Linked DNA regions of Mus musculus: regions 2, 3, 4, 5, 6 and 7 are each linked to region 1. A link is a loop called in an ENCODE intact Hi-C map of the cell type or tissue named here. Cell type or tissue: heart. All regions are shown on one strand. Region 1 has its middle 11 kb from the start of Togaram2. Region 2 overlaps Alk (anaplastic lymphoma kinase). Region 3 overlaps Clip4 (CAP-GLY domain containing linker protein family, member 4). Region 4 overlaps Togaram2 (TOG array regulator of axonemal microtubules 2). Region 5 has its middle 55 kb from the start of Ypel5. Region 6 holds the start of Alk (anaplastic lymphoma kinase). Region 7 overlaps Alk (anaplastic lymphoma kinase).

Region 1 (4,000 bases):
GGAAGACAAAGCTGTAACAGCAGTAACCATTGTATAATGGTAGAAAATTTTCTCCTCTTTGTGTGAGCATGTATGTGTGTGTATATGCACACACTCATACACTTGCATCTCATGTCGTGTGTAGTCAGAGGACAACAGGTGGGCAGATCTGTGAGCTCAAACTCAGCTGATAGGCTTACAGGCAAGTGATGTGGAATGCATACCATTAAAGCAGTGGTTCTCAACATGTTGGTCATGACCCTTTCATGGGGATTGGCTGAGGCCATTGGAAAAAAAACATATCTCCATTATAATTCATAACAGTAGCAAAATTCCAGTTACAAAGTAGCAACAAAAATAATATTACAACATGAGGAATTGTGTTAAAGGTTTGCAGCATTATGTTTGAGAGCCACTGCTCTAAAGAGAAGATGAGGCTGTGGCTTAGGCCAGTGCCCTGCTGCCCACCACCCCGAATCCTCTTCCAACTGTGTGCAGAGGTAGCAGTTCTTCCGTGGATCTACAGACAGATGCAATTGTGCTGGTGAGATGCAATTGGGTTCTTTTTCTCCACATAGATGGTATCGTACTGTTTATAGCTGTCTGTGGTCTAGCTTTTTTAGGCAATGTACTTTGGAGGACTAACTAACTTAGGAACAAAACTACTTTGCAGTGTTCAACTGTGTCCAGATCAGTTCATGGTGTGGGGACTCCAATACAAATCCCTGTCAGTGATGGTTTGAATATTCTTGGCCCAGGGAGTGGCACTCTTAGGAGGTGTGGCCTCATTGGAGGAAGTGTGTTACTGTGGGCTTGGGCTTTGAGACCCTCTTCTTAGCTGCCTGGAAGCCAGTCTTCTAGCAGCCTTCAGATGATGATGTAGAATTCTCTGCTCTTCCTGCACCATGCCTGCCTGGATGCTACCATGCTCCTGCCTTGATGATTATGGACTGAACCTCTGAACCTGTAAGCCAGCCCCAACTAAATGTTCTCCTTATAAGAATTGGTCATGGTGTCTGTTCACAGCAGTAAAACCCTAAGACGCTGTCCCACCCTGGAGTTTCAGACTGTTGGAACATTTCCTGATCAATGATATATAGACTGCTTTTAGTGTCCTGGTAAAATAAGGACATTTCCTGGGCCCTCATGATCCAGTGTAGGTGCTGTGCCAGCATCTTTCTAGGATGCTGAATTGGATGCTTGACTTCAGAAAACGTGGCTTGTTTTGACTTAAGGTTTTGAGGGTATGTAGCCCATCATGGCGCAGAAAACCCGGCAGCAGGAATGAGGCAGCTGGTCACACCGTGCTCACTTCCGGGAAGTGGGAAGAGATGACTGCTAGTGTTCATTCACTTCTTGTATCTTTTCCTGTTCCTTGGGTTTGGGGCTTCAGCTCATGGGATGGTGGTAACCAAGGAGAGATATTCCTCCTCAGTTAATCCTCTTTGAAAACATGCTCACAGCCACGCCCAGAGTGTCTCCCAGGTGACTCTAAGTGCAGCAGATTTGATAAAGATGATAACATTTGCAGATGGGTAGGATTCCGGGTACAGGCTATGGTACTTGAGATTTCCATAAATCTATCTTGTTGCCTCTCATTTGGCTTTACAGATTTCAGGTCAAGTTTCGCACGGCAAACCCTCCTGACCACAAGTTAAACATAAGTCCTATGGAAATTTGATTTGCTCTTTGGCCAGCCAATAGGTTTATGAGAATTTATTTCTCGGAATATTATAACTGAATACATTTCTCTTTATTTAGAAAAGAAAGATTATTATTTTAATCATTTATTTTATGTGCATTGTTGTGTCTGCATTGTCTTTGTGTATATCTATGTGAGGGAGTCAGATCTGAAACTGGAGGTTCAGACAGCTGTCTGGAAGAGCAGCCAACGCTCAACCACTGAGCCATCTCTCCAGCCCTTTTTTTTTTAACTTTGGAAAGATCATGCCTGTTGCTTCCACCTCCGTAGACTTGGGTAGTTAATTACCTTGGAACAGATGACCAGAGCCTGCCAGCTCTTACCTCATGAATGAGTGATATTCACAGGAAAGGCAGGACAAATAGTTGCTTGATAGATGCATTCTAGAAACCTGCAACTAAAACTCCTTAGAATTGAGGTCTTCGACTCGGTTAACCAAGAGATTTCAGCTTGCAAGAAACCAAATGGGTGAGGTAGAGAGAGCATGGCTGTTCTCAGGACCCGGGGCTCCTTCTTCCAGTGGACATCTTGGCTGTGGATTTTGTAGTCTATTCTTGTGTGCTGCTCAAGTTTCGTGAACATGGTGGAATTGCGCCAATGGGACTTTTCCAGGGCTTCCCTAGTTCTGTCGGGTTGTCTTGGTTTCTTTTTGGGGTCCAAGTGTAAATCGTCAAAATCAAAGTGAACCACAAGGTGTCAGTCTTGCTCCGGGAAACTCAGCGCACCATCCCCGGCAGGAAGTGGGGCTGCATGAGAATGCTCGCCAGCGAACCTGTCAACGTTCTCCGTTCAGTCTTCGGGAATCTCCGAGGTGCTTCCAGCTCTTTCTTTGCTGGAATATATCCCAGTTTGGAGGACACAGAGTCTTCCGGTTGCGGCTTCCAGTTCTCTCCAGCTCCTCTGAAGTGGGAAACGCCCCCTTAACCCCCCCCCCCCCCCCAACCTGGCCAAGCTGATATTCTCACGTCCTGGGCCGGGACACATGCTCAGTGTACCAGCCTGAGCAAACCCGGAGCTTGGCAGAAGCAGCATAGGCGACTTGTACTGTGTAACAGTTAAGTGCTGGAGACTGCGTGTTTCCCCTCATGTCCATAAGGAGGACCGCCTTGCGCTGTGCAGCAACCTACAGTTTTTCTCCGCATGGACTTGCTCACATTCACTCAGCGGCAGTTTTGTTTTTCACCCTCCAAACTTTTGAAAACTTCAAGTATATGGAAAAGTGAAAAGAATAAGTCCGGCATACTTTTAATCTCAGCACTTGAAAGTCAGAGTCAGGGCTGGAGAGATGGCTCAGCAGTTAAGACCACTGACTACTCTTCCAGAGGTCCTGAGTTCAATTCCCAGCAACCACATGGTGGTTCACAACCATCTGTACAGCTTTAGTATACTCATATACATAAAATAAATAAGTAAATCTTAAAAAAAAAGAAAGTCAGAGGCAGGTGGATCTTTAAGTTCGAGGTTATTTTGGTCTATACCACAAACCACAGGACAGCCAGGGTTATATATACCGGTGGAAATAGCTTACCAATAATTTTGATCCTGAAGTAAGCAAAACCAGTGTAATCGCACGTGTTCTTCCAGACTTCTCTTGTGACTGTGTGCAGATAAATCCAGGGGCCAGACAGTCCTGTCACATGAGGGCCCTCCTCCTGCAATCCACCCAGCTCTGCTGCATATGGTGCCTCATGAGTTTCACAGGACAGCACTGCGTTTCAGAGGTGTTTGTAAATATGGACTGAGAAATCGCCTCCATTACAAAACTATATTTCTTTTGGGTTTAAAGTCTTTGGGTCTGCAAGCAGACATGTTTATAAGAAAAAGGCACTCATTTGTAGAAACTTGCCCTGCATTTTTAGGTTCACAAGGCACTTAGGTCTTTTCTTGTTGAGGCAAAGTCTTACATAGCCCAAGCTAGTCTCAAGACTCTCAAATGAGCTCACTCCCGATCCTCCTGCCTCTGTCTCCTTGTGCTGGAATTACAACAGTGCATCACCAGGCTCTGTATACTTGCTTTGTGGGTCTTTTTTAAAATTTAATCTTATTTATGTATGTGACTGTGCATCTCTGTGTGTGTGTCTGCCATGTGTATGCAGGTGCCCACAGAGCCCAGAACAGGGTGTCAGCTCCCCTGAAGATGGACTTACAGGCAATTGTGAGCTGCCCAACATGGTTGATGGGAACAGAGTTCCAGTCCTGGGGGGCAGGGGGGCAGGGAGGAGGCAGGAAGTACTGGTAGAAAGGACTTATAACTGCTGAGTCATCTTTTTAGCTCCCGGTCTGTCTTCCTTCCTTCCTTCCTTCCTTCCTTCCTTCCTT
Region 2 (4,000 bases), 580 kb after region 1:
CCCCGCTTACACTAAGTAGGTCTCCCCTCTTCAGTTAAACCTCTCTGCAAACATCCATACAGACTATGTCTCATAATGCCTGGTTTTCTAAATGAATCACGCTTACAACTGAAAGGAAACATCACGCTAGCAAGGAGCTAGTGCTGGCAAACCTGATGAGCCCAGGATGGCAGGAGGGTGGACATCCAATCCTTTGCTACTTAGCAAGGCTAAGGGGGGGGGTACGGTTGTGAGGGTGCGACACAGTGGGAAAACATGGACTATTGGGAATCAGGCAACAAGCAGGTAGATTGTGGAGAAGACATGTTTAGTAGCCACTGAAGGGAGCCTGAGAAAACAAGAATGCATGGCCTCTAGCTCTGTGTACTCGCTAGAGGCTCTCAATCACCAGCTCTCCTTGTCTCCAGCAGCCATGTTCTCCTAGCTTTGGCTTATCCCTTGGAAGGACAGGTGATATCACAAAAGGAAGCCTTGCCTCACCCAGGCTCTACTGTACAGCAGCAATTTAATAGTGCCTTGCAAAATTGATAGATTGTTATTCTCAACATAAACCCTGTTTTATTCCTGAGAGGATTTTATTACCTTTCGCGAATGAGTTTGATATTGGAGAGATTAAATTAGAGCTGTTATAAAAAGGAGGAGGAACCGAAGAAGAAAAGAAAGAAAAAAAAAATCTATGACTAGGTGGGAAGGGCTACCATTAACACCTGGTACTTTATGTGACAGAAGCAAACTCATCCTCACTACCTTGGGTGCCTCATTACAGTATCAGCTGTCATTGCTCTCAATGGCGAGTTACATCTAGATGAGCTGCACACTGGCAGTGAGAAGAACCAGGCCTGGAAACCAGATAAAGGTGATACTGTGTGTAAACCCATCCTGGATGGCGGCTTTGCCTGCATCACTTTGCTAGAGCAAGCCGTTCATTCCAGTCTGTTGATGGTGGCCGCTCACCAGGGATACATTCTCATGAGTCACTGATGGACCTGACTGGCCACATCCTGCACCCTCAACCCCTTATATACATACAGAGCTGTCTAGAGCTTCAAAGAAGAGTCACTAGTGTGCTTCTTTGTCTTCAAGACATCAGCAACAGTAACAAAGTCAACTCCCTGTATCCTCATAGAAGAAGAAAGATATTCTGGGTTCACTGACCCCTATCCTAATGGAACTGGCTAGTATTTGGGGGTAGGCCCTCCCAGATATATTTAACATGTTAAAAAGTGAACCATCCTTGTGTCTGATGGCTCAGGCATACAATTTCAGCTACTTCAGAAGCTGAGGCAGGAGATTACTAGTTCAAGGTCAACTTGGCAACTTAGTGAGCATCTATCTCAAAACAAAAGATAGAAAAACAAAAGAAATATGGAGATAACTCCGTGGTAAAGTACATAAGGCCCTAGGTTCGAATCTCAGGACTAAAAACCCAAACCAAACAAAACAAGTGAACTCTTGAGAGACCAGGAAAGCAAGAGAAACAAGTTACCACATAAGTTGTTGGTAGAAATGTAAATGCATAGAAGATTTCAAGGGCGAAAATGCCAAACATCTTAACACTTGATAAAAATCTTAGGCCAGCAATTCAAAGTTTGCTAATGGAAAAGATTTGGGGAGTGAGTTCAAATGTACATTCCAGAGTATTCTAGAATAAAACATATTCATTCCAATGGCGAGAATAATGGAGAGAGTTTCAGGGTTCCAATGGCGAGAATAATGGAGAGAGTTTCAGGAGGAAGTTAGATAATGCAAGAGCTAATGTATACCAGGAGAGTAAGATTTCGGGTAAAGATCAGCAGCAGAGGTCTCAGCAGGTCGCTATGGTATAATTTAACTGAAAAGAGAACCCTAAGCGTCACTACAGAGGGACAGAGAGATGGTGCATGTGAATATATGCAAAGAAAAACAAGAGTGTGGGAGAGGATGAGTCCCCAGACTTAAAGCATGGATACTTTGTCACCAGTATCTGGGAACAACTTTCTAATTATTAATTTTCTCCAGTAACTATGTTGCTTTTGATCAGACTGACTTATGTAAGTGTTTCTGTGACCACACCATCAAAGTAGCCTATGTAACTGAAAGTACCAAAGACAATGCCTAAGAAGAATGCTGCAGCAGAAGCCGGGCCACACCGCCCCCTAGCTTCCTTACAGGGAACTGCCCTCTCACAGAATTAAGAACTGATCGTTCACCATCCCTCTTTGCAGTCCGGTTACCTATGGCTGACTGACAATCAATTCAAAGAACCAGACCCCAGAAAGCCTGACTGTTCCAAGACTCAGCTATCAGGATCAACTGACTGTATCTCATTCAAGTTCCTCAGAACCAGCCAGGGACCGAACTTGTGCTCTTCTCCCTGTGCCCAGCACCTGTTTGAGCCTGGCACACAGTAGGTGTTCATGCAGACCCCTTGGGTTGACACAGTTTTACCTCCTGTGTTTCTATTGAGAAAGATCTTTGAAAGACTCTCATCCCCAAAGATGTCTTCAGAAAGATGTTTCATAGGCATGCCACGTCACAAAACATTCCTGGGGCAAGCCTGGCCAGCTTTGTGTTCTCTGAGAGGAGAGGAAAAGATGAGGCAATTATCTAGAGAGTTCAGGTAAAATGTCACCTTTCTTGTGAATCTCCTTTCCAGCCTAAATCCCATTCTATTTCTAAGAAAAGCATTTTCCTGATTCTGCTCCATTTTTCTCAATTCCTCCTTCCTTTTTTTTTTTTTTTAAAGAGGTTCATCCGATTAGAATTAAGCAGCGGACTTGGGGATGTGCGTACCTTCTGCCATTTCCTGGAGGAATATTTTACCATGAAAAATGGGCTTTAATAACAGAATGTTAAGAAAGATGACACAGGGATGATTTAGCAACATATATATTGTGACATATTGAATCGTAGACAGTTTGGGTGAGACCGAGCCTTAAATGAAACATTCAATATCAGCTTCAGCACACAGCCAAAGTAACAGTGAAAAAACAAACCCACAGAAACCACCCATATGTCACTGGGATCACTCCGCAGCCCTCTCCTCGGCCCTCCTCAGAAATGGCTCTGCAGTGGGTTGGTGCCTAGCTGCGGAGCAGTGGACTGAAAAAGTGGTTAATTAATGAAAAAACTTAAAATTCAGCAATGAAATTACCTTGCGCGGTGACTGACAAAGGCAGTAGATATAAATAATTCAGTCTCCCTCACAGTTGATTGAACAGAGCGCCTTTTCTCTTTTGTCAACAGCATAGAGACATTTTCCCCTCACCACTACATTCTGTAGAGGCTACAAGTGTCACTGCCCAAGAGGCATGGGCTGGGGAAAGGAGAAGGGAAAAGAAAAATCAAATTGAGACCTGCACAGAGTGAGGAATTCCTCGTGGGTAGCATCCTTTCGGGGGTGGGGGGAGAGCATATTATTCCAAGTGTCAGTTGTGAGAGGCATTGCTCAGTGGTCTCCGTGTATGCCACAAATGCTCTGCAGGGAAGAGCCAAGTTGCAAACGGTTCCCCAGAGGTGCATCTCTCTACAGTGATCTCATAGCCTCTGAGAAGAGGAAGACTTCCTCTAGGTGGGTGGGTTGCAGGTTAGGAAAGAAGATGAGGGAAGGCTAAGACTTGACTCTAAAGATGGTTCACTCTCATCTGTAAGCTGGCTTGGTGGTTATCTTCTCAGTGGGGCTCAGTGGGAAAAGCGATCACTGGGCAGTGATGTGACCCTGGGCACATCTTTAAGATGACTGACCCTTGTGTGGCATCCCCTTCGAGGATCTGCAGCTCATGCCTCACAATTATGCTGGATCCCTGCAGTTATTCTCATGGAGAGGAAAAGAGTTTTACATTTTTCTCAGGCTCCATACAGCCCCTCTTTCCATCTGAGGAAGACCGAGTTCCAGGGATGCCATCACTGTTAATCCCAGCAAGTCCTGCGGTCACCATCTATTTAGCTAAGCCTCTATGTGGTTTACAAGCCTCGATAGTTTCTTTTTGTTCAACCTTAAGAGAATCAAACAACCTACTCT
Region 3 (4,000 bases), 130 kb after region 1:
GCCTCTTCTTTAATTGTTAATGTTTTACACACACACACACACAACCTGCCGTATCTGTTTAGTGTTGTTCATATGCATATGATTTCAGGACTGATAACCAACCAGGAAGTTCATTGCTGGGGAATCGTAATTCTCCTCTCAGAAAAGGATGGACATTCTTGTAGGGCATGCAGAAGACGCTTTTCAGGCGTGTACTCATATATTTAGAAGTTTTTCCATTAGAAATATTCAGTGCTGGGGCTGGAGAGATGGCTCAGCAGTTAAGAGCACTGACTGCTCGTCCAGAGGTCCCGAGTTCAATTCCCAGCAACCACATGATGGCTCACAATCGTTTGTAATGGGATCTGGTGCCCTCTTCTGGTGTGTTTGAAGACAGCGACAGTGTACTCATACACATAAAATAAAGCAAAAGAAAAAGCAATATCTGGTGCCTTTGCAAGTGACTAGTGGATGGGTGAGTGAATTGAACCAGAGAAATGAAATCTATTAACTTCTTGGTAAGAAACTGCGTAGTAAAAATAAAATCCATGGGTAAGGAGCACAGCCGAGTTCATGAATAAGAGCCAGTGGAACCTGCTAACTCACTTGTTTCCCCAGACTCCTCTCTGTTGTTTTGATGGTAGCACCTCGGAGGCGTTTTCTCAGTCCTTTCTTCTCCTTCCTCCCTTTTCCCCGGAATCTGCAGATCTGTAGGATGCCCAGCCACACCTCAGCAGGTTCTTCTGATGACTCTTGTTTGTACAGTTTTGTTGTCTGATCCCTGTGGAGGTGTTTGCCAAGTTAGTGAAGATTTAAAAAGGTTTACGAGTCAGGAGGATGAAACTGCCCAGGGAGCTTGTGAGAGTTCCTGGGTGAGGGTGGTACACAACACCCAGGGCTCCCTTGAAGCCATGGCGTCCACTTACCTATCTCGAACCAGCTAAAAAGATCAAGTAAGCCCCAGTCAGACCCAGGCATCACCTTTCTGGGCCAGTTTGCGCTTTCCGGATGTTGTGCAGTGGGACTGAGACAGCTGCACAGCGTGACACCCGAGGGAAGATTACCCAGTTATTCTGGTAAGTCGTCCAGGGCCATGTGGTACCTCATGCAGTTCTATTGAAGACTCTCTAGGTTCTTGTAATACGAAAGGCTCCTTCCAGTGAGACTCGAGCGCAACCCTGGCTGGTGTCTCTTCTGGGAAACCAGGTTCTGATGTTTGGACCCATTGTCTTTGGAAGCAGATCATAGGGACAGTTCTGAGACCTGGTGGTAACTCACCCTCACATCTTGTATTAGTGCTTTTCACGACAGCCGCCATTACAGTCGCTGAGTACACGATAAGCACCAGAGTATCTCCTTTCAGGAGGCATCAAGACTCTTAAGCCTCTTCTAAGCCTTCCTTTAACACAGGAAGGCTCTAATACAGTTCCTCATGGGCGGTGACCCCCAACCATCACGTTACTTTCATTGCTACTTCATAACTGTCATTTTGCTACTGTCAGGAATTTTAATGCACTTGTGTTTGCTCATGGTCTTAGGCAAACCCTGTGAAAGGGTCATTCAACCCCCAAAGGCATTGTGACCCACAGGTTGAGAGCTGCTGCTCTACCCAGTGTATAGACGGTAGCCATCAGGTATGGAAGAGACAGCTCGCGGTAAATATTTGGCACACATGCTATAAGCAGTTAGGGTTCTGGATTCATGCTGGAACCTTTGGGCAGTAAGTTGAGGACAGGGCTTTGAGTGTTTAGTCATGCTGTGTAGCATTTTGGCAAATTCTTGAGTTAACCTCCATAGCTGCAGGCATGTAGGTTAGTGGTACGTGAGCTGTAGCGGTCGTCTCTCTGAGGTTGTTCGCTTGTATATTTCAGCTTCAGGTTGGAGAAATCAGAGGATGGGCACTGTCAGAAAGTTGGAAATGTCAGCTGGCCAGACACTGGAGAGAAAGCTAGAGGGACACAGAACCTGGCAAGGCTCACACATAGCTAAGGCCGCAGAGGCTGACATCACAGTTCTCCACAGAGTCACCACCCTTTTCTCCTCCACCCACATTTCTTGCCGGACACAATCACGGTAAAGCTAACTTGCTTGTAAAATACATCTCGTCTATTTCAACTTGGCCTGGTTATTCCCAGAAATGCATCAGAAAAACCAGCTCTTGCCTCTGCTCAGACTGCAATCCCAGCCAGAGCTCTGACGATATCTGATGGGTGTCAGGCCATAGAGAGAGCCAGGTTTTTTTTCAGGCCGGCTGGTAATGTGGAGTCTCCGAGCAGACTTTTACATTTATTCCAGGCCAAGACATCAAGCCAAAACCTCACACACAGCGACTTGTTAGAGAAAATCAAGTTCTCCTGAGCTCAGGGCCCTGAAAGTGAAGTGTGCACAGCAAGACCTTGTGAGTTCTGCATCCAGTCAGTTGGGGATGAGTCAGAGAGCAAAGAAAACACGCCGCTGCTTTTGTTTATAAAGGCTTACGTGTCCAAACGGCGGTTAAGTTTCAGGTCCTAAGAGGAAAGGGGGCACTTTGAATTTGGACAACAGAACGTTGAAGTGGCAGAAACTTTTCTAGCAAAGTCATGAGCATAGTTACCCGGTCAGTCCTTGGAGTCTTGTTCTGCTGAGCTCAGGCCCACGGCCCCATGGTCAGTTAGCTTTCCAGAGGACTCTGCAGGGCCTTACCCAGCCCAGTAGTGTTTAAGTTACCAGGAACCTATAATCTGCAGGCTTTGCATAAATCCTCTCGCAGTTGTATAATACATGCTTATAATACATGCTTATAAAAGCTTTCAGAGGGACAGTGTAATAAAATACAAAAATCCGTAGGTGATTCAGGAGCTAAGACATGGCTGAAGGTTCAGTGGGAGTTCAGTATAGTGTGATTGATGTACAAAAGTGGTTATTGCTGTAACATTTCAGATAACCTGAATTGTAGCTGTTACATACAATATATATGTATAATTGTAAGTCATACCAGGGCCTACTTATCACCTGTCAATCACTTGTCTATAATACAGTAGGTGAAGTGTCAAATGTTATAAGCAACTCTTTTTTTTTTTTTCCCCCAAGACAGGGTTTCTCTGTGTAGCCCTGGCTGTCCTGGAACTCACTTTGTAAGACCAGGCTGGCCTCCAACTCAGAAATCCGCCTGCCTCTGCCTCCCGAGTGCTGGGATTAAAGGCGTGTGCCACCACGCCCAGCTTAAGCAGCTCTTGTTATTTGTCAGCATTTAAGCCACTCGGTTGGACACCACATCAGCCTCTGATAGGTTTTACTTGTGCTTGATAATTCTTCCCATGTAAGTGAGTCTGATTACTTCAACATCTCTCAGGCTTCTCTGTAGGTATATGTGTATGTATAAATGTGTATGTATATGTATAGTCATATACATATATATTTTCATAAATGTCTACATATATTTCCATACACATACATATTTGGAAAGGGAACAAAATCATTTTCATTTGGAAAATTTCTGTTCCTCTGAAAAACCCCAAAGTTAATGTGAAGTCAGAGTGACTTTAGAATTTGAGTTTTGAGAAGTTTGTAAAAACAAAAAACAAAACAAAAAAAAAGTTAGGACATTAAATGGAGTCACATCTTTACAGTTTCCCATTAAACCAAAGGAACAGACAATTCAAAGACAAATAAAAAAAGCCATATAGTTTCAAAGAAGATGAGAAAAACCCCTTGGTTCTTTTCATTAAAAACCCGAAGCATTCAAAGATGGCAAAAGGCACACCAAATCACCTCCACGACTCAGAACCTTCATTTCCTGGGAGGATTCCTGGAAACTAAAACCCCCCCACAGGGCCACCAAGAGCAGGCCAGAGATCAGTGACAGATGAGCTGAAGCGTTGGCCCTGTGCTCACGTTAGGGTCCTCTCCCCTTCCAGCCTCCTGAAGCCATCTGGGCCTGTCCTTTCTTGCCGTAAGAATCACGCTTGCTGCCTCGCCTCCGCTGCGGTGCCTGCGCCCTTTAGACTGCTGGATGCCATCTCATACTTTCTAGACACATTTC
Region 4 (4,000 bases), 59 kb after region 1:
AACATCATGGAAACTAATTCACTTCTCAAGGGCTATATTAATCTTCATGGGCAACGTTTTTAATGATCTCATTACTTTATGCTAACTTCTACATCCTGAAAGTCTTACTACCTTCCAACATTTCCAAACTGAGGACTAAGCTCCTAACACAGATCAGCATCTTTGGAGATCAGCATGCTGCAAGCAGAGTTTCAGCCATTCAGTTCTCCCTGTTGGGACAAAGTCCTCTTGGATACAGCAGGAAAGAGCCCTTCTGGTCCACTAGCTAGAGGCTCTGGGAAAATGATGCAGGGGATGTATGTGTGGGTGGGTGGGGCCGGGGATCTTCTTCTGTACTCAGATCATTGCTGAGGTTTGGAATGTAATGGCATTGGCCCCAAAGATTCAAGGGAGCCCTATAAATCCTTCACAAAAATTCCTGTGGAGGCTACATGATGCAGTGAGGTATCTTGACTCTGAGTGGTCCAGATGGTGCAATAATGGGGAGGCTGTTCCAGCAGGTGTAGCAATGAGTTGTCTGGGCTGAGTGGGTTTACTATGAAACACACCTCAGTCCCACCAGCAATGTTGATCCTGAAGGTGTTCCTGTCCATAAAGTGACAAGCTTAAGGATTTAGGTTAGTGACATAGAGAATTTAATCACCCCTAGTAAATGGCCAGGGTAGAACTATGTTGGCCCCAGGAAAGGCTGTCATCTGCCTAGAATGAGCTGAGCTTAGCCCAGGTGACAAGTAACCAAACTTCCTACTGCCCAAGAGATTAGGTGAAAGCTGCAGAGCCTTGGGTAGTAGGGACAGAAAACCACCCAGCCAAGCCTGGTGACTCTAGTCTACTGGACTCCTCATATGAAAATGCTGTCTTGCCAACCTGCTTCCTCATGGTCCACACAGATTCTGGCTCCAGGCAGGAGATGCTCAGTCAAATGCTGGGCAATGCTTAAATGTGGAAGGCCAGAGTGTCAGCACAGCATGCTGCAGTCTGTTTCCTGCTAATTGCAGGGCAGGAGGATCAAGAGTAATGCCAAGCAAGGCTGCTGTCTTCTGGCATGAAGTCCAGATGGTACAATAATGGGGAGGCTGGCTTTTCTAGGATGAGTCTGAAGATGCTTCTCCACTGTGAGATTCAGGGGTGGCATCATCTCATCAGCCACAAGGTTTCTTCCTTGGTTTTCCTGAGGGTCAGAAGCTTGGATGTTGTGTTGGTTGATATGACGGCTGCTGGCTTCTGTGGCTGATCCCTTAGGGATCTCAGGAAAGGAGCCTGGGCAGCTTGCACCCTGGCCCCTGCCCTTCATCACCCACTTCCTGCTTTGAGGTTTCTCTGAATGAGAGGCTCAGTGCCTTTTCTTTCCTGTGAGACACTGAGACCTGATTTCAGGGGAATTTTTCTGAGGATTAAGGAAGTGCCGGAGCAGACTGGTTGGCCCTTTTGGGCTCTGTTACTGTTAGGTTAGTTGTAGAAGACATTTGCCTGATGAAAACCTCAGGCTGCAGACAGCTCTGCCTCCCCCAGGTGACCTTGGTGTTCCAGCTTCTCACAGCCCAGAGGAGCTCTCTTAATTTAGCTCAGCCTCTGGCTGGTGTTGGAGAGGCCAGATAAGCTTGGGGTGCTGGTGGCCTTGGATCTAGTTTTGCTGTCTGCTCTCTGAGTTTCAATGTCTGTAAATCACATGAGTGACATCATGTTAACGGGCTTAGAGTCTGGATCCAGACGCCTCTCCAATATACCAAACACTCAAAATCCCTGCTTTCTGTAAGTGTTCATATTTGTCCAAGTTTACCTAGAGAAAACCCACAAGAGAATGTAATTTGGATATAGGCTCTTTCATTTAATTCTATTCAGACAGACATTGGGAACTGTCTCCCTTGGTTTTTTTGAGATAGGATTTCTCCCTGGGACCTGGAAAAGCTGCATAGCAAGCTCCAAGGATCCACCCGTTCCCTTCCCCCGTGTCGGGACACAATACCATCCCGGGCCTTTGTTCCCTGTGTATTCTAGGCATAGAACTCAGGGCTACACGCTTGTGTGGCAAGTGCTTTCCCGACACGCCCATCTCCCTAACCCTTAGGAGGGTTGTCTTTTGGGAAAGTATGAAAACCAGGGCAATGTGACAGTGGCTTGACCGCCTATAAACAGTCATCGTAAGTCAGTAACTGAACACACTACAGTCCTCCAAGAGGCCCAAACTGGGTGTGGTCATCGAGGAAACACTACAAGGAGGGGAACTGACCCACCCACCTAAGCTAAGCTCATTATCTCAGGGCAGCCTGTGGCTTGAAATGCTCATGCTCTGATTTGCTTAAACAGGATGCAAATTCAAATGTATAACATCACAATTACATTCGCAAATATGCATAGGTAGAACTCCAAGAGCTACACAATGAGACCCAGTCTCAAAAAAAAAAAAAAATACAAAACCAAACCAAACCAAACCAAAACAAAACAAAAAACTAAAGTAAAAGATGCTAAATGCTTGTTGATTTTTTTGCTTGTTTTCTTTCCAACTCCCACAGTTCTTCTGTGGCTTTCCAGTAGTCTGAAGATAAAATGTCCTGGTGGCCCCAGGGCTTCTCTAAGTGAAGCAAGTCTGATAACACATAGAGAGCCCTCTGTAGAGAAGGGAACCAAAGGAGATCAGGGTCTCTGACCGACTAGCTAGGCCTGCTTTCTTCTCATAGCACAGTATCTTGTGTTTTTTTCACTGCATAGCAAATCATAACCTCCTTGGGAGGCAAAAAGAACCCTCTGAAAATGTAGACCAAGCTAATGGAGTACTGACTTTAGCCTTTCAAATATTAGAGTCCAACATCATCATCACTACCACCACCACCATCATCATCACCACCACCACCACCATCTCACTCTCTCTTTTTAAATGGAACAGAACTAACTCAGAGCCCTTGCACATGCTAGGCAAATATTCTATTGCTGAGCTACCTTAAGCCAGATCAAGATTCTGGCCTGTTATTTGATGTTTCCATTGTGAGAATTTTAGGACAGTAATAGAACTCATTACAAAGGGGATACATTATTGATTCTATGACATGGGTTCAATCCTAAACATTAAGTTAAGCAATCTAATTCTCACAGCAACTCAATGAGAAAGGAACTGGGATTATTCCCATTTCATAGATAGGCAAGTCAAGGCATAGAGGGGCAGGAGTAGCTCATACAGTGTTCTGTAGTTAAATAAGAGTCTCTAGGCAACTTGTACCCAGAATCTGTACCCATTCGCTATGTGTTCCTGTCTCATTAAATCTAAATGTGATCCTAAAAGGCGAGTCTTCACAGAGGTGACTAAATCATGGCAGACCAAGTGCGTGTGTAAACTATTCTGGCATTCACAAATCAGCCAGGAGAAACTACTCTGTAAACAGTGACCAGGCAGGCGTACTCTGAAAGCATTTTCCAAGCACCTATATCCTACAAGTATCCGTCAACTACATGTACCATGTACCCTGCAAGCATTTATGAGGCACCTGCTGTATGCTGGCTGCCACAGCAGCGCCTGGTTGATCTGCTGGTAGTCAATTTTCAAGGACTTGCCCAGGTGCACTTCTCTCTGGACCCGGAAGACGGTGTCAAGGTCCAGGAGCAGGGCTGAGCCATGTGGGAGAGGACGGAGGAGGGAGAAGTGCTTTGCTTTCGCAGTGCTACATGGGACCACCCTCTTATTAAACCCACGCCTCTTGACCTTAGGCATTTTGCTTTGATGTCACCTCCTCTAAACCACACTACAATTGAAACCCTCCTGTGGTTGCGGCAATCTATTTGTGGACCTTCAGGAGTTGCTTATGTCAGGGCCTCTGCCCACTTTATACCTTGGGTGTGCTCTCACCAGAGGCTTGTACCTACTCTTGGATGTTCCAGCCTCCAAACCCTGAGCCAAATAAAGCTTTATTGTTTATAAATTGTTCATTTTTTTAAAATATGGGAGCAGAAAATCAACCAAGGCACCAGGACACACACACCTGCCCTGGCCCCCACTCTTGGGTGTGGG
Region 5 (4,000 bases), 1.1 Mb after region 1:
ATGGAAGAGGAGAAAGACTCCGGGTAGAGAAAACAGCACAATGGAGGAAGAGTGAGCTCAGCCCTTGAGAAAAAGTCACAAGCAACGGCTGAGTGCAAGCTGAGTGCAAGCACACTGAGGACAGCCTTGAAAACAGATACAGAGCTTTAGGCAGGAATCGGTGTAAGTGTGGAGTGCCATTTGCTAACCAAGAAGCCTGTTGGGCAACACTGAAGCTAAAGAATCAGATTTGCAGTTTAGGTCTGGTGGCTGTCAGAGGAAGGCTCAAGAGGTCTTACCTGGACATCAGTTAGACCAGCAAGCAGCAAAGGCAGCCTCAGTGACCTTAAGGATGGAGAGGAGAGCAGATATGGGGGAGAAGTGGGCTGGAGGACCTTCTGGAGGGGCAGAGCAGAAGGGAGAAGGGAGGCAGCAGCAGGCCAGCAGCCAGTTTGATGACTTGGGGACCAGAATGAATAGAGAGACACTATCACTAGCAAGAAAGCAGGCTAAAAGCAAAAAAATAGGGTTTTGGGAAGGTGTTGAAGGTGTTAATTGGGCCAAGGAAAGGAGATCAAGCACAAGAGATATAAGTGTCATAAGGTCCCATTTTCACAAAATTACAGAAAAGGCAAAACAACACAGCAACAGGAATCAGATCTGTGCAGCTGAGGGCCAGACAAAGGAACAAAAGGAATGTTAAGATGAGAGAACACAGAGCCAGAAATAACTGTTCTAAGACTGATGTATAATTAATTATAAGAGTAGGTTTATTAAATTTGCTTAAATGGCTAGAATATGGACAGTGCCACAGTGGTCATCTTAGTCGGGGATTCTATTGCTATAATGCTACACTCTGGCCAAAAAGCAAGTTGGGGAGGAAAACATGTATTTGGCTTATGCTTCCAAATAAGTGTTCATCATGGAAGGAAGTCAGAACAGGAACTCAAACAGGGTAGGAACCAGGAGGCAGGAGCTAATGCAGTGGCCATGGAGGGATGCTACTTACTGGCTTGCTCAACCTGCTTTCTTGTAGAACTCAGGACTACCAGCTCAGGGATGGCCCCACCCACAATGGGCTGTGTCTTCCCCCATCAATCGCTAATTAAGAAAATGCCTTATAGCTGGAAATTATGTAGTCCCAGCTTTCAGATAATTCTAATTTGTGTATCAAGTTGGCATAAACCTTGGAGTTGATGAGCCAGGATGTCTGCTCAGATGAAGACAGAAGCCCCAGATCAGAAGAACCAATGATGTTCAGTTCAATGTCGTCAGTCTGAGGCTGAAGGCCTGGTCCTGGAGAGGGGTGTGTGCAATTCCTCATTCAAATGTCTAGAAAGCTGGAGTATGGCATCTGCTGACAAGGGCAACAGCGAAAGCTGTGCACACTCAAGTCAGATGTAGCCTTGTGTGTGTGTGCTTTCCTATTGGTTGTTTTCTCTCCGTCGGTGTGGCTACAATATCCCACCCAGCTGTCCTCATTAAGGACGGGGCTTCCCCACTCAGTTTGCCGATACCACAAGCCAATCTTTTCTGGAAAACTCTCACACAGAGAGAGTTGGCTTTACCCATTTTCTAAGTATACCTAAGCCCAGTCAAATTGACAACCAAGATTAACCATCACAGAAATTGAATATCTTAAGGTGGTAGTTATACAACAATACACAATGAACAAAACAGATGGAACAAGGCACCCAAGGTGAATAAATTTTAATGTATTTACATGTAAATACCTGAGCTGCTTTGAAAGCAATATCCTCCAAGGCAGAGGATATCCTCCAGTAGAGAGGACAATACACAGTTGTCTGGGAGTGAGATGTAGATTTCTATATTACTACAAGGTATGACTAGTGTACAAGGTAGAAGAACAAAAGCTATGGCAGGTGCCTGGAGACATGGTGAAATACCGTGAAGAAAGACCTTGGAGGACCAAGAAACTAACATGCACAGCATGAGGAGAACAGGGAACAAGAGCTAAGGACAGTGTTTTAAAAGAAGAGAGCAGTCAGCAGGAAAAACATCCTAAGAAAGACCAGAAAGATGGAACTGAGCCTGACCATCCAGGATCCCGTTTGTCTGGGGGATTCTGGTGAGGTTTGGGGTCTCTTCCCCCTGGTCTTGCTATTATTACATTAACTAGGTTATCCTGAGGCGGTGATTTTTTAAAAAACACATTTTTTTAGTAGCAAAAATGTGGAAGTGAGTGGTAGAGGGCTTACCATGACCAATTCTAAATTTGCTGGCTTTGGGTCCTGAAATTAAATTCATGAACATTTTTGGCCATTTCTAGTCATGCACTGGTTAGGCAAAATTTAAAATAAATTAGAATTAAATAAGCACCTTGCACCTGGAAACGAGGGCCGTGATGGACGGTTGTGATAGCCTCCAGTGTTGATGCCAGTGTCTGAGTGGGCACTGGGAACCCAGAGGAAACCAGGCTCTCTGCAGAGAACCATGGTTGGCAGGGAGGTAATAATCTACCATTCTAAGGCTGAGGGTGACACCTCGTGGCCACAGAGATCACTGCAGACTCTCAACATCATCTTTGGCCACCAGCTTCAGTTTCAGAGAACAAGTCAGGCTAAAAGCAGGAATTGGTGACCATGAATGAACCCTCTCGAATCCTGTGTGGCACCAGCCGTCCTTCCTTTTAAGTGGTGAGACCTGTAAAAAGATGTCTTGGTATCGTAAGGCTCTGTATTACCTTGCATGTCCTTACAAGGGAGGCAGAGCCAGCTGTCGCAGCTCCATTTGATAAACAGAAGACAAAAAGGTGACAGAGTTTATCCAGAAAGCCAGGTCTCATGGATCCAGGCGAAGCGCTCACTTTGTAGCAGTATGTCATTGGAACCTACCCAGGACATGCCTTGGGGATTCAGTTAAGCATCCAAAGTCCACATATCTTGGGGGCCTAGACATGAACTATGATTTGGGTTCTAAGACATCCCAAAGCCATTCAGTCACCAAGATTCTAGTGCTTACTTCATACCAGGCATAGTATGTGAGTAGACAATAGATTCCTGGCTGAAGACATACTTATCCTATTCAAGGAGGCAACAAGCACGGTGCAGGGCAAGACTGGAATGGGCAGGCAGCATGCAGCAGGAGGATATCTTTTGGGAACTGACAGGGACACATCGTCCCACACCTTCCTAACGCTGCAGTTTTGAGTAGTTCTGTGAGTGCTGAATATCACTAGACCACCTAGAATGAGAGGAAAGTACAGACACAGTTCCACACAACTTCCTTCCCAAAGAATGGGAAATCGTGTTCAGTGAAACTACAGCCTACACCCCAGTGCCTGGCTGATGAGCCAAGTCAAAGGAAGAGCCGAGGCATGGCAAGCACATGGCCAGCTCCTGGTTCTGTGGAAGTCAGACACGTATTAGCTCAGCAAGGGAATCACACCCAGAACTCACGCTCATCCATTCAAGGGCTGGGGGAATGGGAGGCATGCCAGGAAAATCTTGACACCATAACTCGAAGTTGGCAAAGCTAGGAACACGTTTCTCTGCCTCTCTCTTCTCAGCAGAGACAGCCCAAGAGAAGCAAAGACTAAAACACACACTGCAGAACTAGATGATGAGTAAGCAGGCCTGCTGCTCACTCTCCAGACAAAGGAAGAGGCGAGCATAAAACAGAGATGTAGCCTATCCAGAAGGCAGAGGACAAAATACGTGACAGGCTTACATCTCTGGCAAAAATGTGGCCAGATACTGCCAGACACTGATGGAGAGAAACCCCTACCATAGCTATCTCCTACTACAAGAAAGATATCAGAAACCTTCTTTTGGGACAGGGTCTTCCTATGCAGCCAAAGCTGGCCTCTGCCTGCTAAATGCTGGGATTACAGGCATGCCTCACTCTCAGATTTCTGAACCTTTAATGCAAATATGAACTCAGTAAACCAAGAGAATCCATGTGCTCTAAGAGAACTGAAGGGAGATGGTTGAGAGAGCTTTGAACTGTGTCCTAGGGGTTTCTGCCCTAAGCTTAGAAGGATGCTAAAGAAAAGGTGGGA
Region 6 (4,000 bases), 940 kb after region 1:
TTCCTTAGTTCCTCTGGGACTTTCCTGGGACATCTGAGAACATCGAGAGTCTGAGTGTGTAAACAGTCTGGAGGTGGGAGTCCAATGTGGCAGAATGAATAATTAAGGAAAAGAGAACCTCTGGGTTAGCCAGCACTGGAGAGGAGGGACAGGGACAGGCAGTTGGCTGAGACTCAGTATTAAGGGGAATTCTCTATTCTCTGGGAAATTCGACCACATTCTCCAAATAGGTGGTCGTCTAGAAGAGAAACAAGAGTCAAGAAAAAAAGAGCAATAGTGTGAGGTCCCGTAACTTGGAACTCGGGCGTTATAGGGACGTTTCAGCCATTCTCAGAGCTCAGGAAGGAGGGCATCCAATTATGATCCAGTGGGATCGTGTGTAAGTCAGTGGAAGGCATTCTGCCAACACTGGAAAACTTTTCTCCCAACTTGGTTGCTAGAGAGAGAGAGAGAAGGTTCTATTGGGAAGTTACTATGTTTAAGCACATAAAAAGAAACCACGGGTCTAAGTTCAAGTACGATGAAAAGGGGGCTAGAAGAATAAGAGTTAGTTAGCAGTGTCTACATGTCGTATAACTAAAAATGCAAATCCCAACACACTCTAGTGGGAGCTGCTCACCCGTCCCGAAGATCTGGAAGAGAAGGCGGGGCTGGGAGGCTCGGATCGCACTGGATAGCCTTCCCTCCCTGCCCACTTCCGATGCCTTCTTCTCAGGCATCAGGCGGATCCTCAGCCTCCCTTCGCCGTGGAGAATCCACCAGCTGAACAGCTCGCTGAGGTTGAACTGGAGTATCCCCACAGCCGCTACCTCCTCTGGGGGACCAATACAGCCTTCAAGAATCGTCTCCTCGCCCAGCTCCAGCACCAGCTGTTTGGCACGCCTGAGCTTGCGCACCGAGCCTCCCTTCAGCACCCTGGACAGCGTCGGACCCGCCTCGGGACTAGGAGAACTGGCTCCATCTGCCCAGGAGATTCCAGGCAGTGGCCCCAGCAGCCTGAGCAGAGGCTCACAATCCAGGGCCAGTGATCCCCGCGCCTCCAGCCCGCCAGCCTCGGGCTCCGAGGGGGACCGTGGCTGCGGTAGCAGCAGGTCTCGGGCATAGACGCGGAAGAGCGAGGGTACAACGAAGTCCACTGCCAGACTCTTCCTCTGCAGGCGCGAATAACTGAGCGGCTCCCGGGGCTGCAGAGGAGGCCCTGAGGCTGGGGAACCCGCGCGCTGATCGGTTGCAGCTCCGGAGTACGAGGCTGCTGCCAAAAGCAGTGGAGGCAGCAGCCACAGGAACCCAGCAGCTCCCATCCCGCTGGAGGGCGAGTTTACACTAGTCTCCCTTCCCTTGCTGGTCCAGCCTCGCCCTTCACTCTCCCCCAAACAGGAAAGGGCTCCAAATAGTCCTTGGTCCTGAATGGCTCCTTCCACTAGATCTCAGGGACTGTGTGTACACTATAGAGCGCCCTTGCTTTTCCCAAGCTACAAGGAGGCGAGAAGGGTTCTCAGCAAAACGGAAGACAAAGTCAGGGGGTAGTTCGGAGACAGTGAGACACCCTGGGCTCAACAGCTGGATCCTGCGCCTCTCGCCGTGCTGCGCCCCATTTGTAGAGGCCTTTGCTCAGGGACCAGGGAGGTGGCAATTAGGTACCGTTCAAGGAGCCCTCGGCGACCAGAGCTCTCCTCTTAGCTTCCAATCTTCTGCAACTTTCCAGGCTGTGAACCGTGGCTCCGAGTCGGTCACTGTCTTGCCCACGTCCTCCGCTCCTGTCACCTCCTCTGCGCTCCTTCCCAGGTCTAGGCAAGGACCACCGGAGGGGGCTGCTTTCTAGCGCCCCCTCAAGTGACCTCCGCTGCAGGAAGTCTTCGGATCGATCACCCTGCCCGCTGAACTTCTGGGCGTGAACACGAGCTCTGCGTTGCGGAGAGGAGGCTCCCGCTGCCTCCACGCGCGCAAGTTTGCAGCGTCCTTGCCGTCACCGACGTCTTGGTTCCTCGGAGTTCACTCCCAAGCACCCGGGCGGCCCTGGCCGCTGGCGACTAGTGAAAACATTCCGGGCAGAGGAGCCCGCAATGTAGCCAGCCCCCTCCTCACCTACCAGCAGCGCCCGCGGTTTTGTTGACTGGCCAGGGGGCGAACGGAAAACGTCTTACTGCCCCCCCGAGAACCGCTGGACAGAAGCAGCGGGAGGTGCCAGTTGCCACCGCTGCTGCCGCCCCCAGAGCCGCTGGATCGCATCTGCCTGGGCGCCCGCCACTTGCAGCTGGCAGTGCCGCGAGCGCGCGCCGAAGGGGGGCGGGGCCTCCGCGAGGGGCGGGGCTCTAGAGCGAACTCAGCGCAGCCGCCCAGCCCACGCAGCCGGCCCCGCCCCCTTCCAAGCCCGCCGGCCAATGCCGCTGCGAGATCTGCTCCTATGCAAATCTGCAGAGGCCTCAGTATTCATTGAGAAAAGCACCAAGCCCGCCCCGCCTCCCGCTGCTGGTGCCTGTTCCTTCCTCCAGATTGCCTGCCCTATTTCTCCGCTGTGCGAACAAGAGAGTATTTTGGATAAATGGGAAAACTGGAAGCGATCGTTGCAACCAAACACTCTGTCTAATTATACATTTAACAGATTAAATGTGTCCGACTTCAGAGGAGCAGGTTCCGGAATAAATCTGGAGGCAAAGAAAAACCAGAAGGAGGCAGGGGTAGCGAGGCCCTGCAAGATTCAAGAGCCTTGGAGCCTTGAAAGGGAACCTTCTCCAACACTCCTGTTATTTGAAAGCATTCCTGAGAGCCTGAGTTGTTCTTCTTCGGCTTTAGCCGCAACAAATGCTGTCAGACCTGTCAGCCACTTGGTTTTCTCATAATGGTGTCTGCACAGGTTTCCAGACAGAAACTGGGGATGAAACTCAGAGCCTTCTATAAGACAAGCGAACGCTCTGCCGCTGAGCAACCACCCCACCACGACACTATTTGTTTATTCACTTTTTTTATTTTGGCCTTTTTTGAAATACGACCTCGTTTTTGTAGCCCAGGCTGGGCTTGAACTCACTACACTGCCTAGACTGACTAGGAACTCTTGGAAATCCTGTTCCGGCTTTTCAAGTGCTGGGATTTGGGATTACAAGCATAAACCACCACACATGAGACGGATATTTTTAATTCCAGTTCTGGATCATTTGCTCATGTGAGACTTCCAAGCCCACCCTCCAGTCCTCTTGACTGCTACTTTGCCCTAGCGGTCCATGAGTAGCAGGCCAGAGGCTATGGATATGACTCTGTGGAAGAAGGTTGTGTGGGGCGGTGGCACACACACTCAAGGCCTTCTATTTATTCACTTACTTAAAATGCCAGGTTCTCCCTCCAGTCTCCTTTTCTTTCAGATAATGGCTGTGTGTCACCAGAAGCCCAGATAAGGGTAAGTTTTAGTTCACACAAATTTCTCAGTCCCTTCTCTCCAAGGCTGACTGTCTCACTCATGCTAGCTCTCCCAGTGTCCCAGTACATTGTCCAGTGGACCCTCCCTCACCCAGCTCTAAGAGATGCAGTATCTTGCTCACTGCCCCACATGCGAGAACAGCCAAGTGGAGACCCTGCTCCTTTAAGGCCAGGGTCTTTCCCATAACTGTGCTGTCATGATGAGCAGTGAAACCCTAAAGACAAAACCAACCAATCAAACAAACAAACAACACTACTTCTCAGTGAACGTCTGGCTTTCAGCCGTATATGTGAAATACTCATATGTAGCCAACTTAATTGTTTAAGGGATGAGATTTGAAAAAAAGAGAATTAAAAAAAAATGCTCCTATCTTGGGGAAGGAAGAAGACCATGGAGTTAATTATTTTCATAGTATGTTTGGGTTCTCATCAAATTTTCTGCTGTGAAAACCCTCAGGAAAAAAATCTTTCTATCTAAAACGTGAAAAGGATCAAAACACTAGCCCCTTCACACCCCTGTTCCATGTCTTTCCTGTCTGTATAACTCTTGTTCAAAGGCGAATTGACTCTTAATCTGTCAAGGACTGTG
Region 7 (4,000 bases), 300 kb after region 1:
AATCCAGGCAGCTGGGGTGGCCTCTCTCCTGGGAGGAGGTCAGAAGAAGTTGCAGGACTTCTACGATTTACGCACTCACAAGAACCTCACCTTTGAGGTTATCATTATCGTTATCATTTCTGAGATGACTATGCCAGACTCCTCTGAGGCACTGTGCAGGTGATGGGGGAAGAGAAGTTTGTCATTTTTAGTAATATTCCTTATTAGCAGCTTTTAGTGTTGAAGCATTTAGTGTGTACCGAGGAGTTCACCACTTTTCTTCCCCAAACCAGAGACAGCTGTATGCCTCCATTTTGCAGAACATGGAAGATCAGTGGCTGGATTTGTACTGTTTGTTCAATAAATTACTTATGAAGCCACTTAGAGGCTAGAATAAAAGATGCTGAAAACCTCCTGACACCCCGTTATGTATAGATTCTTTTGGCGATCCTATTATTTATTCCCATAACAACCTGGTGAAGTACTGCTTACAGGATGGGATGGTGAGACTCGGGGAGTTTCAATAGATGGGATGAGGTTACACCACTAACTAAGCTTGGGACCGTCCACTTGAAAGCCTGCGCTCACTTGGACACGCTGCTGTCCCACTTCCTCTCCGTTGCTGCTATAGTCTAGTTTGAGTTTAGCAAGCGAAACTATCAGACAGTTCACCTGCGCTTCCTCATCTTGTGCCTCCGGTCTGCGTGCCTCCCACACTGCCTCTAGCTTTGAGAACAAGTTGGTGGCTGGCAGGCGTTTTTTTTTTGTGAATGGAGACATTTTCTTCCCCCTGTAATTATGTGTGAATTAGGTCACGGTGCATTGTGAACCAAGCTGGCTTTTGTCTGAATCTTCACTGAGTCCTCAAATGGATGCTTTGGCCTCAGGATCAATATTGGAAATACCAGTCTGCTAGTGACCATCAGTGGGGGGAAGAGGAAGGCTAGGAACAAAGTCTCCTTCAAATGCATCTCCTGCGGAAGGGAGCCAGTGGACTCAACGTCCTCCTTGCTTTAAATCCCCTGGAGTAGCTACGAAACAGAGAACTTGCTGGGTTGAAGAGAGAAGGGGTAACAGTCAGAATTAATTTTACATCTCCCAGGAGGGATGGCTCCAGCACCGCCAGCAAGGTTCCAATCCCTGTGTGTGACTGTCACAGTCCCCAAGGATGAAATACCGGCCTATGGAGGTGGCACTCATACTTTCCCCTTCCTCCACTTTAATTAAATCCATTTGTCCCAGGGTCATTGAGCCTGGGGACATCTATGGGCTCTGATCATCAAGCCACATACATTGGAAGGAGAGGATGGATGCTGTTCTGAGTTAGAAGGGGGTTTCTTCTCTATGACAGGAGAGTTCCCATTAGAAGTGGCAAGGAACAGCATATTATGAGGTTTGAGAGAAGAATTCAAAGCCCAGCTCCACACTTACGAAGCCTCATGACAACAGGCATCACTCTTTGCCCTGCTTTGAGCCTTTGGTCCTTGTATTTCAAAGGTTGGTTCACCAGAATGGTAATTTGAGTATCTCTTGTAAGACTATTGTGAAGACTGCACTAGATGGTAGAGCGTGATGCTTAGCCAATAGCAGGTGGTTTTCCCTTCCAGTCTACCCTGTAGGTGAGATGCCACCCTGCCTTTTGCTATAGGCTATGTCTGTGCCACCTGTGGGATATTCAGTAAAGCACAGCAGAGTGTCACAGACATGCTGCTGTGCCAGGCCATTTTTAACTCAAGCATTGCTTGCTCCAGGCTGACTGCAGGTGGCAGGGTAGTGCCATCCTAGGGAGACAAGTGACAGCTGAACTCCACAGGCTTCGGCTCCAATCCAATGCCCCATGCAGCTGGAGATCTGGTAATCCAGCCATATCCATTTGGAAGTGGGAAGGACTAAACCTGGAAGGAGTCAAGGCTCTTGTCCAAGGTCACAGAGGTTACTGGTAGTAAAGTCTGATAAGAACCAGGGTCCCTGGTAGAAGCTCTTCTCTGGTCAGTGAGGAGTCTGGCATCTCCCTATGTCAACCTGCCTCTGGAGCTGAATCAATAGAGCAGTACCCCCCCCCCCCCCGCCCCCTGGTTCCAGTCTTGGCTCAGAGACAAACTTGTTTTGCTCCTTTGATTTTTTTCAGCTTTTCCTCTTTAAAAGAACGGTGGAGAATAGTGATGGAGCTTCCCCACCCACTAAGGTTTTGTTGTTAACGAGGAAAGAGGAAATGAGAGGAAATAAGAGGAAGTAAGGCAACATCCATCAAGTGAGAGAAAATGCCATAGAGATATGAAACCCGAGCATCATTTGGTAGTAGCTCGAGTGCCTCATTTTCTGCTCTCTCCACAGACAGATCCTGAAGAAAGCCAATCAGGCCAGGTGAGAGCTGCAGGAGATGAGTGTTCATTAGTGCGCCATCCCTTGAAGAATCTCGAGCTCCCGGCAATTGGCAGGAGATGTGCATGTCTCTGTGTGTACATGGGTGTGGTGGTTAATATTGACTGCCAACCTGACAGGATGTAGAACTGCCTAGGAGACAGACCTCTGGACTTGTCAGTGAAAGGATTTTAGATTGGGTTTACTGAGGTGGGAAGACCCAACCTAAAACCATTCAATGGAGCGGTACCATCCAATGGGGCACTACCATCCAAGAGGGCAGTACCATCCAATGGGGAGGAGTCTCAGGCTGAAGTAAAAGAAAGAAGCCAGGCCAACACCAGCTTTTATGGCTCTATGATTACTCATCTCTGATGCAGTGTAACCAGCTGCCTTATGCTTTTGTCATTGTGCTGTCCCTGCTATGATGGCTTAAACCCTCAAACTACGAGCCAAAATAAACCCTTCTGTGATGGTTTGTGTATTCTCTGCCCAGGGAGTGACACTATTAGAAGGTATGGCCCTGTTGGTGTAGGGGTGTCACTGTGGGTATGGGCTTTAAGACCCTCATCCTAAGTGCCTGGAAGTCAGTCTTCCACTAGCCGCCTTCAGATGAAGATGTAGAACTCTCAGCAACTCCTGAACCATGCCTGCCTGGATGCTGCCCTGCTCCCATCTTGATGGTCATGAACTGAACCTCCGAACCTGTACGCCAGCCCCAACTAAATGTTGTCCTTTATAAGACTTGCCTAGGTCATGGTGTCTGTTCACAGCAGTAAAACCCAAACAAAGTCACCTTCCCTCCTTAAGTTGTCAGGTACTTTGTCATAGCAAAGAGAAAAAAACAACCAATCAAACGTCTTAGATAAAGGGCATGGGGGAGTGTGAGACCTTCCCAGGTCAGCACTGTGCCTTGTAGGGTAAAACAAAGCAGGAGGTGGGGTGGGGGGAATGAATAGTAACTCACCTGTCAGTCACATCGAGGAGGGACAGCACTGTATGCTGCCACAGGCTTAAGCCTTCGTCAGTGGCGACATGCCAGACAGTCCGGCTTTGCTCCTTTCCGGTTTTGTTCTCCACCAGCACCAGAGATACGTTTCCTCTCAAAACCCCGCGGATGAGCCAGGACATGCGGAGCTGAGAGAGAGAGAGAGAGAGATGCACACATCAGTTAAAATGTTATTGTACCACGGAAACCTCAAGTATCCTTGCAGCCCCGGCAGAAGCTTAAAGGACTTTGCTGGAGGCTCATCTGAATTGATCCAGCAAAGGCAGCTGATGCCCACAGCCTGATCTTGCTAACAGCTGCCAAAGGACTTTCACTGGAGTTCAAGGATCTGGGCAGGAACCACCATCGAGCAATCCGAAGCTTCATTGAGGCTGATGATATCACCCCAAATTTCAGTGATTCTACCTCTGCACTAGACCAGTAGGGTTATTCAGGCGAGCTTCCTTAAGGATACCCAAAGATTTTTGCCTATGGTCTCAACTCACTATGTGATGTAATAGAGGTGATTTTTTTTCCCATTCAATTTCTTTTGATTTAGGAATAATGGACTTTTGTATTCCTTCTAATAATTACAGGTGTTGTTTGAACAGTGTCAGATCACATGTTAGCTAATGGGAGACTTCCTCTCTCTCTCTCTCTCTCTCTCTCTCT

Evidence for each region. Peaks named below come from ENCODE experiments on the same cell type or tissue, not always from the same donor. Only the 100,000 strongest peaks of a DNase experiment are listed, where the experiment ranks them.
Region 2: a loop joins it to region 1, with 12 times the contacts of the local background. A loop is called at or near these places in 10 of 42 quality-filtered maps.
Region 3: a loop joins it to region 1, with 2.2 times the contacts of the local background. A loop is called at or near these places in 13 of 42 quality-filtered maps.
Region 4: a loop joins it to region 1, with 2.4 times the contacts of the local background. A loop is called at or near these places in 2 of 42 quality-filtered maps.
Region 5: a loop joins it to region 1, with 17 times the contacts of the local background. A loop is called at or near these places in 19 of 42 quality-filtered maps.
Region 6: a loop joins it to region 1, with 8 times the contacts of the local background. A loop is called at or near these places in 10 of 42 quality-filtered maps.
Region 7: a loop joins it to region 1, with 7 times the contacts of the local background. A loop is called at or near these places in 2 of 42 quality-filtered maps.

What each region holds. Positions count from the first base shown.
Region 1 is chr17:71,660,442-71,664,441 of GRCm38, forward strand. No RefSeq gene overlaps it. Among named protein-coding and RNA genes, the nearest start is that of Togaram2, 11 kb to the right of the region's middle. In heart, a CTCF peak has its summit at 2,377 (motif pointing right); DNase peaks (open chromatin) are centred at 2,480 and 2,520; H3K4me3 peaks cover 969 bases; H3K27ac peaks cover 753 bases.
Region 2 is chr17:72,240,106-72,244,105 of GRCm38, forward strand. All of the region lies in intron 3 of Alk (anaplastic lymphoma kinase), which reads right to left. Among named protein-coding and RNA genes, the nearest start is that of Gm41613, 110 kb to the left of the region's middle. In heart, a CTCF peak has its summit at 2,138; no DNase peak of the experiment used is centred here.
Region 3 is chr17:71,793,545-71,797,544 of GRCm38, forward strand. The region is part of intron 2 of Clip4 (CAP-GLY domain containing linker protein family, member 4); the gene reads left to right. Among named protein-coding and RNA genes, the nearest start is that of Gm30140, 13 kb to the left of the region's middle. In heart, a CTCF peak has its summit at 382 (motif pointing left); a DNase peak (open chromatin) is centred at 2,237.
Region 4 is chr17:71,719,659-71,723,658 of GRCm38, forward strand. All of the region lies in intron 18 of Togaram2 (TOG array regulator of axonemal microtubules 2), which reads left to right. Among named protein-coding and RNA genes, the nearest start is that of Pcare, 31 kb to the right of the region's middle. In heart, a CTCF peak has its summit at 1,535; a DNase peak (open chromatin) is centred at 1,563; H3K27ac peaks cover 2,571 bases.
Region 5 is chr17:72,779,536-72,783,535 of GRCm38, forward strand. No RefSeq gene overlaps it. Among named protein-coding and RNA genes, the nearest start is that of Ypel5, 55 kb to the right of the region's middle. In heart, a CTCF peak has its summit at 2,497 (motif pointing left); no DNase peak of the experiment used is centred here; H3K27me3 peaks cover 757 bases.
Region 6 is chr17:72,602,409-72,606,408 of GRCm38, forward strand. It overlaps Alk (anaplastic lymphoma kinase), which reads right to left and starts at 1,899. Exons shown (of 29, transcript NM_007439.2): 1 at 620-1,899. The coding sequence starts at 1,301. In heart, no CTCF peak of the experiment used is centred here; DNase peaks (open chromatin) are centred at 943 and 2,393; H3K4me3 peaks cover 2,264 bases; H3K27me3 peaks cover 2,995 bases.
Region 7 is chr17:71,964,179-71,968,178 of GRCm38, forward strand. It overlaps Alk (anaplastic lymphoma kinase), which reads right to left. Exons shown (of 29, transcript NM_007439.2): 9 at 3,308-3,477. Among named protein-coding and RNA genes, the nearest start is that of Gm41613, 160 kb to the right of the region's middle. In heart, a CTCF peak has its summit at 1,738; no DNase peak of the experiment used is centred here; H3K27me3 peaks cover 368 bases.